Regions from separate parts of the Homo sapiens genome. Here region 1 is linked to region 2. The links are chromatin contacts, found by Hi-C or POLR2A ChIA-PET in ENCODE. All regions are on one chromosome and are shown on one strand. The core of a region is the stretch at or near the end of the contact, and the rest is flanking DNA. Distances in the headings are between cores, read along the strand shown. Region 1 has its middle 65 kb from the start of MAGI3. Region 2 has its middle 140 kb from the start of LRIG2.

Region 1 (4,634 bases), core at 1,154-3,653, 110 kb after region 2:
AGTCTCTGCTCAAATGCTACCATCTCAGAGAGGCCTTCTCCAGCTGCATTATCTATCCTGCTCCATGCTCGACTGTATATTTTACCCTGCTCTATTTTATTTCATATCATCTAACGCTAACATTATATTATACATATGAATGTGTGATTCTTTTTATAATTTACTCCCCCAACTCATGCCAGTTTTATATCAGTAGGAATTTATGTGCCTTGTTCACTGTTGTATTTCTACTGCCTAGAGCAGGAACTAGTATATATCAGTTACTTACTACATATTTGCTGGATACATGATAAATGTGGCTTTGCCCAGTGCAGTTTCCAAAAATACATATGATCACTCTTCCATATGACAACACTTCTACACGTGAAGGCAAGCTCTATATTCTTCCTAAATTTCCTAGTATCCAGGGATATGTAGCTTCCACTCCTGTAATATTTGCATTACTCCCTTAGGCCCAATAACTGGTCATGATCCTTAAGTTTTGACCTTAGGCTTCTACCTACATTTGCTCATCAGGTTACATCTGCCCCTGGTCACTCTGGGTACCTACTTTACCAGATCTAGTTTGACTTTTGGGACCTCTACTCCCTAAGGTTTGCCCAGGCACTTGTGAAAGGGAATCAAACACCAGTGTGTAGACATTTGTCATTCCTTTTAGCTGCTCAGTGACTGAACTTCCCCTTGGGTTTGAGGAATCTCCTCCCCACCTTATGAGACAAAGACCTCTATTCAGCAAAGAATCTGAAATTTCCATATATTCACTTTCCTAACCACCCTTACAGTAAGAGTGCTGTCACATGATCTAGCCTTCACCAATCAGATACTCTAGTCCTAAATTTCGTGGCAAGAACCAGTGAGGTTAAGAAGCAGCAACTGACCAAAATCCATTCTGGTGGTGCTGTGACAAAGGTAGCCATGACGTTCTGTTTCAGAGGCAGCAAAAGCAGAGGTTCTAGTGCATCCAGAGCTTATCTTCTTCTGACTTACTTGTGTACTATGATTTATTATGTATTATGCTTATTGTTAATTGTGTTAGAATGTTAGCTCCATAGGGGCAGGAATCTTTGCTTTGTTCAGTTGTGTGTCCCAAGCATCTAGAGCAGGGCCTGGCACAAAGTAGGAGCTCAATAAACATTTATGAATGAGTGTGCGCTGAGATGACCTTTTTTTTTTTTTTTATTGAGAGGGAGCCTTGCTCTGTCACCCAGGCTAAAGTGCAGTGGTGTCATCTTGGCTCACTGCAGCCTCCGCCTCCCGGATTCCAGTGATTCACCTGCCTCAGCCTTCCAGGTAGCTGGGATTACATGCACGTGCCACCACACCCTGCTAATTTTTGTATTTTTAGTAGAGATGGGGTTTCACCATGTTGGCCAGGATGGTCTTGAACTCCTGACCTCAGGTGATCTGCCTGCATCGGCCTCCCAAAGTGCTGGGATTACAGGCATGAGGCACCGTGCCTGGCTGGAGATGACATTTTTTCATCTATCAGATTGATAAAAAAGGCTTATCTGTGAGAGTGTGAAGGAATAAACATTTACACATTGTTGGTGAGATCATAAATTGCTGTAAACATTTTAAAATGTAAGATTGAAAATAATTTCATATCCAGGAATTATGCTGCACAAGTACACTGAGATCTTAATTCAAAGATGTTCATTGCAGGATTCTTTGCAATAGCAAAATATTGAAAATAAACAAAATATCAATCCATAGGGAACTGGATAAATAAATTTTTATATATTCATAGAGTAGAACTATATGCATTGACATGGAAAGGTTTCCAGACCTAGAACCCTCGGATATAAATAGTACCTAGTACTATTTTAGAAACTTTAATAAACAATTTTTTCAGAAAGGTATTCACAAGTAAGTTTTTTGCAGTGGTTGCTTTGGGGAAGCGGGTAGGTTTGGGGTTGTGGAAGGGGGGAGATTTTTGCTTTCTCATTTTATGCCTTTCTATACTATTTTACTTTCTCCCGTATGTGTGTATTATTCATATTTGTAAAAACAAAGAAAATGAAATGAGTTGACTTTTATCCCCCTACTCTGTCGTCCAGACTGGAGTGCAGGGGTGTGATCACAGCTCACTACAGCCTCAACCTCCCAGTCGAGGGGATATTTCCACCTCAGCCTCCCAGTGCTGCTAATTTTGTCTTCTAAATATTTATTGACCTCACCCCTCCTCTCTATCCTCACTTTTTGCCCTGTTTAAGGCCAGCTGGGACTACAGGCCTATGCCACCATGCCCAGCTAATTTTTAAAATTATCTGTAGGGACAAAATTATTTGTAGAGACAAAATTATTTGTAGAGACAAAGTGTCGTTGCCCAGGCTGGTCTCAAACTCCTGGGCTGCAGCAATCCTCCTGTCCGGCTCTCCCAAAGTGCCGGGATTACAGGTGTGAGTCACACATGCTTGGCCATGAGTTGGCATTTTTACTAATCAAGTTAGCAAAGTGTTTTGGTTTTGTTTAGTTGTTTTTAATGATGATTTTCTGCAGGAAGAGATATTGTGAAATGGATAACCTTACAATACCAGTGGCATTATAAATTGTTGCAATCCTTTTTGAAAGAGGTTTGATAACATGTAACAAAAGGTTTTAAACATTTGTATATTTTGATACTGTAAACATTTTTAAGAAATCTATCTTAAGGAAATCTGTCCCATACATGGAAAGCACTTTATATATAAAGATATCAATGAAATTATTATTTTAAATATCCCAACATTAGAAACAAATATCCCATAAAATATGAATTAAAGCACATCCATAGACAGTCAATATTATCTATTTAAAATAATATTTACAAAGATTTTGTTACAAAATAAATACGTTTGAGGTGTAATGTTAAGAGAAAAAAATATCACACACTGTTAGACTTAGTGGACAGAATGATCACAACCATGTTAAAGGATCTTCTTAGAAAAATACTGACAGGAATGTTAATTAGTGGGTAGCAGAACTTTTTCTTATCCTAGCTTTCGATAATTTCCAAGTTTTCTAAAATAAGCATTTATTATTTTATATTGGAAAAATAACTATTCTGTAAAGAGGAAATGAGACATGCTTGGTATGATTTGTTCATAGTCAATGTGTTCTGAGGCTAAATTAATCCACCATTTTAATTTCTAAATGAAATGTTCATTTACTGTTTCCAAAAATTGGCTACAGCATTTTGCCAAGGACCAATCATCAAACTTGCCAATTTTTATTATCCAAAGACACTCATTACTCATCACCAAGTGCTGCTAATTTTGTCTTCTAAATATTTATTGACCTCACCCCTCCTCTCTATCCTCACTTTTTGCACTGGTTAAGGCCTTTATCCTGACCGCACCTCCAGCTTCATTCTGGTTTCCCTCCATTTCACCCTCCACTCTGCCATGAGAGCAGTCTTTTTACAACACTGTTATACCACATTATTCATTTACCAAAACCTTCCCATAGCTCTTATGGCCCCAGGGCCACAGGGTTCTTGGTGAACCTACCAGACTCTCCTGACCCAAGCCCTGTCTGCATCTCCCCATCTCTCTTCAGCTGAGAATACAGAGGTGCTCATGGTTCTCTGAGCTCACCCTGCCACTTTACAACTCCTTGGCTTTGTTCATACCATTGCTTCAATCTAGAACCTTCTTCATTTGCTAACTCTCTGCCTTCCCCATGCCTCAGGCCCAACATCTGCTCCTCCAGGAAGACTTCTCTGACCCACCAGGCTGGGTCACAAAAGTGAACAAACCAATACTGCTTGTTAGGTTTTCAGAGCATTTGCATATAGAATAACACATCTAGCCCTCGTAATAACCCCGTGAAAATGGCAAGAAACACATTATCCACATTTTACAGATAAGAAAGGTAAGATTCAGACAACATACTTGGTTGAAATCATGTGGCTCATAGGGCAGAGCCAGGACTGGTACCCCGGTAAACCTTGACCTTAAATACAACGTTTGGTTTTTGTTTTGTTTTATTTCCTTTCGTGCTTGCTTTCTGAGCTGCTAAGATTAGAGAGGCAAACCTAGAGAGGCTGAGGAGCTGTTCAGGAGAAGGGGAATCTAGCTGATAGAGAATCTTGACATTTTTCAGTATGTCAATTGCCTTTTTCAACTCCAGAATTTCTTCCTGATTCTTTTTAATTATTTCAATTTCTTTGTTAAATTTATCTGATAGAATTCTTAATTCTTTTTCTGTGTTACCTTGAATTTCTTTGAGTTTTGTTCAAACAGCTATTTGAAATTCTCTGTCTGAAAGGTCACATATCTCTGTCTCTCTGGGGTTGTTCCCTGGTGCCTTATTTAGTTTGTTTGGTGAGGCCATGCTCTTTTGAATGGTCTTGATGCTTATGGATATTTGTTGGTGCCTGGGCTTTGAGGAGTTATTCATAATCTGGGCTTGTTTGTACCTGTCCTTCTTGGAAAGGCTTTCCAGGTATTTGAAGGGACTTGGGTTTGGTGACCTAAGTTTTTGATCACTGCAGCCATATCTGCTTTAGGAAGTACTCCAAGCCCAGTAACACTGGTTCTTGCAGACTCGTAGAGGTACGCCCATGGGGTCTTGGATAAGATCTGGGAGAATTCTCTGGATTACCAGGCAAAGACTCTTGTTCTCTTTTCTTACTTTCTCTCAAACAAATGGAG
Region 2 (4,189 bases), core at 1,676-4,175:
GAAGCCAATGTACAAAGAGAAATCGCAGAGAGATGGAAAGCTAAAGGCAACCTTAAAGACAATCTTTGAGCCTCTGGATCCATCTCTTCTCAGGAGCTAATACATTTCCTATGTTGCTTATACTCCTTTGAGCTGGGTTTCTGTCACTGGGATTGGAAAACTGACTGTTGCAGCAACAGGGTTTTGTACTGAGCCTCCTCAGAGACAGTCAGCATTTCTCATGCTTGGCCCATGGTGTTTACCCTTGGCTGGAGCCCTGATTCTCATTAAACTAATTACGGGCAGAGTATGAGGACTACATTCACTCAGAGATCAGGGCACAAAGCATTGCAATTTTATGCAGAGATTACTGCTGAGGACCACTCCCCTTGGAAGTAAGCTGTGGACTAGAGAGTCATTTCACACTTAAACCCTTCCCTCTATGTCTTTGGCCTTTAAACTCTGGTTTCTATTCTTTACTTTCTGAGTGTGTATTTTCAAATCACCCCTTGGGGAGGGGTCTCAGGAACATCCCAGGCTCCATATCAAATGCAGGAAGGTATTTACCATGCATGACAGGTTTCCTATAGTTCTTTGGACTGCAGAGGAGTACTGCGCTGCACGCATGAGCATGGGTGGTGGGGTCAGATGGAATGAAGATCTTTGGCTTTGAGGCAGTGTAACCTGTCTGCCTTCCTCTGTCATTGTGAGTTCCTCAATTCACGTTACTGTCAACCTCTCCCCATGTCTCCAAATTACCCTGTGGCCCACTGGCCATTTTATATGCACGTCATTCTAGCCTCAGAACATGCCATTTCCCTTCCGCTAATGTCTTATTGCCTGTATGAATCTAAACTTGAGGGAGTCTACTGGATTATCTTGCCCACGACCATAGCAGTTTTGTTTGTTTGTTTGTTTGTTTTGAGACAGAGTCTCACACTGTTGCCTGGGCTGGTGTGCAATGACACAATCTCGGCTCACTACAACCTCTGCCTCCCGGGTTCAAGCGATTCTTCTGCCTCAGCCTCCGTAGCTGGGATTACAGGTGCCTGCCACCACGCCTGGCTAATTTTTTGCATTTTTAGTAGAGATGGGGTTTCACTATATTGGCCAGGCTGGTCTCAAACTCCTGAACTTGTGATCTGCCTGCCTCAGCCTACCAAAGTGCTGGGATTACACGCGTGAGCCACCACGCCCGGCCAACCATAGCAGTTTACATGTGGGTTTGGTTTGGGACTGAGAGTCAAGATCCACTGAGGGGCGTGGCCTCTCTTCCAGTATTTACTTTTGTTTGCAAATGAGTACATATTCCGACTCCGACTCCGAAGTCTTATAAAGCTTTTCTAACTCAATTTTCAGAGGTAACAATAGACTCAACCTGAACATTTGATTGACAGTATCCTCTGCTTCCTTTTGCACAGGGTACTTGTGTCATTTCTCCTCCTCTAAGTAATTGCGGCAGCTTTGGTTTCTCTCTTTGCTATGTGACACAGCATGAAGGTTTGGACAGGAGTTTAACTATTACCCTTTAATGTTTTTGTTGTGTTACTGTCAAATTGTGTCTTCTTAAAGGTTGCTTCCTGTCCTTTCTTAGGAGCAGGAAAAAAAAAGTGGCTGTGTGTCTTATGCCCTATCTGTATAAAATGCTTTTCATTATTGATAAAGATACACTATTCCAGGAGACTCACCTATTTAACCAGGTCAAGAGCTGGAAACCTTTCTCCAGTCTGTGTTCAGCCTCTAGTCCCACAGTGGTGTGAATACAAAGCAGTCTTCCTTGCAGGTGTTCAGCACACAGGCCGTAAGCCAAGAGCAGTAGATGGCATGCAGAAGGAAGAGGGTCACTTTCTGCTTCATCATTTGGGATTCTAGTGGACCCAGAGAAGGAACGCCAAGGAGAGGACCTAGACTCGTAACCCCCACATGCCACACTTTTATTTCTCCTAAGATTAACGATGTTTATCACTATTTGAGGTACTGTTAATGTGCCAGATACTTTAAGTGCTTGGCATATGTTATCTAAACCTTAAAAGAATTTTATGAGGTGGAGAATATGATTCCCATTTTATACATAAACAAACTCAAAGATGTTGAGAGAATACCTGAAGAAGTTAAAAGGCTGTCACGCAGCCAGAGGTGACCCTGGGCTTTTGAGTGCTGGCAGGTGGCAAGCACCCAGGTGAGAGCTGTGGGGTGGCCTGCAGACCCCGAGGAGTTAGAAACAGAGGCCTTGGGACAGGCTCCAGGAAGGTGGCCTGTGTGAGAACCTCTCTAGTCCCCAGTGCTCCTGGGAGAGGCAGCTCAAGTGCAAAGCCAGATGCACCCTGCAGTGGGGTGAGAGAGGGGCATAGATCACCTTCCAGAAATAGCTGCCGAGTTGATGTTAAATTTTGTAGGTTTTCTTGATTCCGTTTGTTAATATAATCTTGTGCTCATGGGTGTTAAAAGATGTGGGCCTGAGGTAATATTCATTTGGCTTATTGTAATAGTTACTCCTGGGCATTACACATGCTAAACAAAGCAAAATATTCACCAAGCTCTCAATCTGAGCTCCTTGGGTCAGTAAGCAGAGGTCACAATCTTTTCCTAGTCCCACTAGTGAGTTAAATTCTGGAATGGCTCTGAATTATCAATATGTCAATAAAATGTCAGTCAGCCAGAGCGACATGCTATTGCAGTATTGACTGTCGGATCCTAAAGCAAAAACATGTTTTAATTGTTTTTGCTGAGTGTAGGGAAGCCAGTAAGTAGAGACCAGGTTTGAGAGGGTTAGAGATTGCCACTGATCTTTATTTTTCAGTTTTGAGAGTCTTGTAGCATTGTGGAACCCATTTCTCATTTTCGCCCACAGAATTTATATCAGAGTCAGAAACAGGAACCTGCAAAGGGAAATATCTGAGAAAACAGGCTGTTCCAGGCTTACCTGGTAGGGCAGGGCTGGTGCCCAGGTACAATCATTGGCCAGTGTAAATATATGCGAGTCAGCTAGTGGTGATGACTTTGAAGCATGGGAGGAGGAGATGGGTGCCGCCTTTAGCTCCATAAGCATTTGCTTCAACTGATTAGACTCTCCAGGTACAGCGTGGTGAGGAATGAGACTAACAGCAGCCAGACTGCAAAACTGTGGGTGTGGCATGTCTTCCGGAAAGACCTCCTTATCTTTCCCCATAGAGCAACAATGGTTCCCCTTTTTCTTTGCTTTAGCCCAAAGGTGGGTCTCATCTTGGAAGTCACTTAGGGTTCTCTTTTTCCTGAGGGACACACGTGGGCAAAGATTTGAATACGTCTGCGCCCAGGGGCTTTTCCATCCTAAGGACCTTGTCGCCTTTTGTGCTTTGCCTTGTTTCTCTTTTTCTTTTCATTCTACTCTTTTTCTTTTTTTTGAGGCGAAGCCTTGCTCTGTTGCCCAGGCTGGAGTGCAGTGGCACGGTCTTGGCTCACTGCAGCCTCCACCTCCTGGATTCAAGCGATTTTCCTGCCTCAGCCTCCCAAGTAGCTGGGACTACAGGCACGCACCATCACACCCAGCTAATTTTTTTTTTTTTTTTTTTTTTGTATCTTTAGTAGAGACGGGGTTTCACCATGCTGGCCAGGCTGGTCTCGAGCTCCTGACATCAAGCGGCCTCAAGAGGCCCCCCTCGACCTCCCAAAGTGGTGGGATTACAGGCGTGAGCCACTGTGTCTGGCTATCTTTTCATTCTACTCTTAACTCTCACCCTAACCCACAGGAGACCTTATGCAAACTGGAAAAAGAACATCTCTCTTGGCAGGTGTAGCCTGTACCAGGCTGCATGGCCGGGTGGGCAGATGATGGGCTGGACTTGGGCCCCCAATTTTCCCCTCAGTGGGTATTCTTGTGCAGTGAACACTGCATAGCTGAATGTGGTAGCCCTGTTAATGCTCATCATTTTCTTATCTTGTACTACAAAGGTAAGCTGCAGAGCCTTTTGGGGGCAAGGCAGGTGTAAAATGAATTAAGTATTAATGCGATATAGCTGAGTAGGCTATTCCCCCACTGTTAACTTGACAGAGTGGTACCAGGTGGGGTCCCACACACCTGGTGGGGGAGTAGTGGTCACCCCTGGAGGGGGCTTCTTTAGAAATACAGATATGCTTTGCGGGGTGAGCTGAATGGAAACTGCAGCCACTACTGGGGAGTGAGGGTGAGTCTAGGCACAGGCAGGAATCAGCGTGGATTTTGAGAGGCGTA

What was found. A loop is a pair of places that touch in the nucleus more often than their neighbours do. ChIA-PET counts read pairs that join two places held with the same protein, here RNA polymerase II (POLR2A).
Region 1: a map of Caco-2 shows a loop between it and region 2 (3-fold over the local background). The contact joins two enhancer-like sites. A Hi-C loop is called at or near these places in 4 of 168 maps with a recorded cell type or tissue (Caco-2, Calu3, PC-9 and 1 more). POLR2A ChIA-PET finds 5 or more read pairs at or near these places in 2 of 52 experiments (OCI-LY7 and PC-9).

The regions. Positions count from the first base shown.
Region 1 is chr1:113,322,793-113,327,426 of GRCh38, forward strand. No RefSeq gene overlaps it. Among named protein-coding and RNA genes, the nearest start is that of MAGI3, 65 kb to the right of the region's middle. Within about 2 kb of position 2,404, at least 3 of the 41 ENCODE cell types and tissues checked have a DNase peak (open chromatin) inside an H3K27ac peak, as active enhancers do.
Region 2 is chr1:113,207,411-113,211,599 of GRCh38, forward strand. No RefSeq gene overlaps it. Among named protein-coding and RNA genes, the nearest start is that of LRIG2, 140 kb to the left of the region's middle. Within about 2 kb of position 2,926, at least 5 of the 41 ENCODE cell types and tissues checked have a DNase peak (open chromatin) inside an H3K27ac peak, as active enhancers do.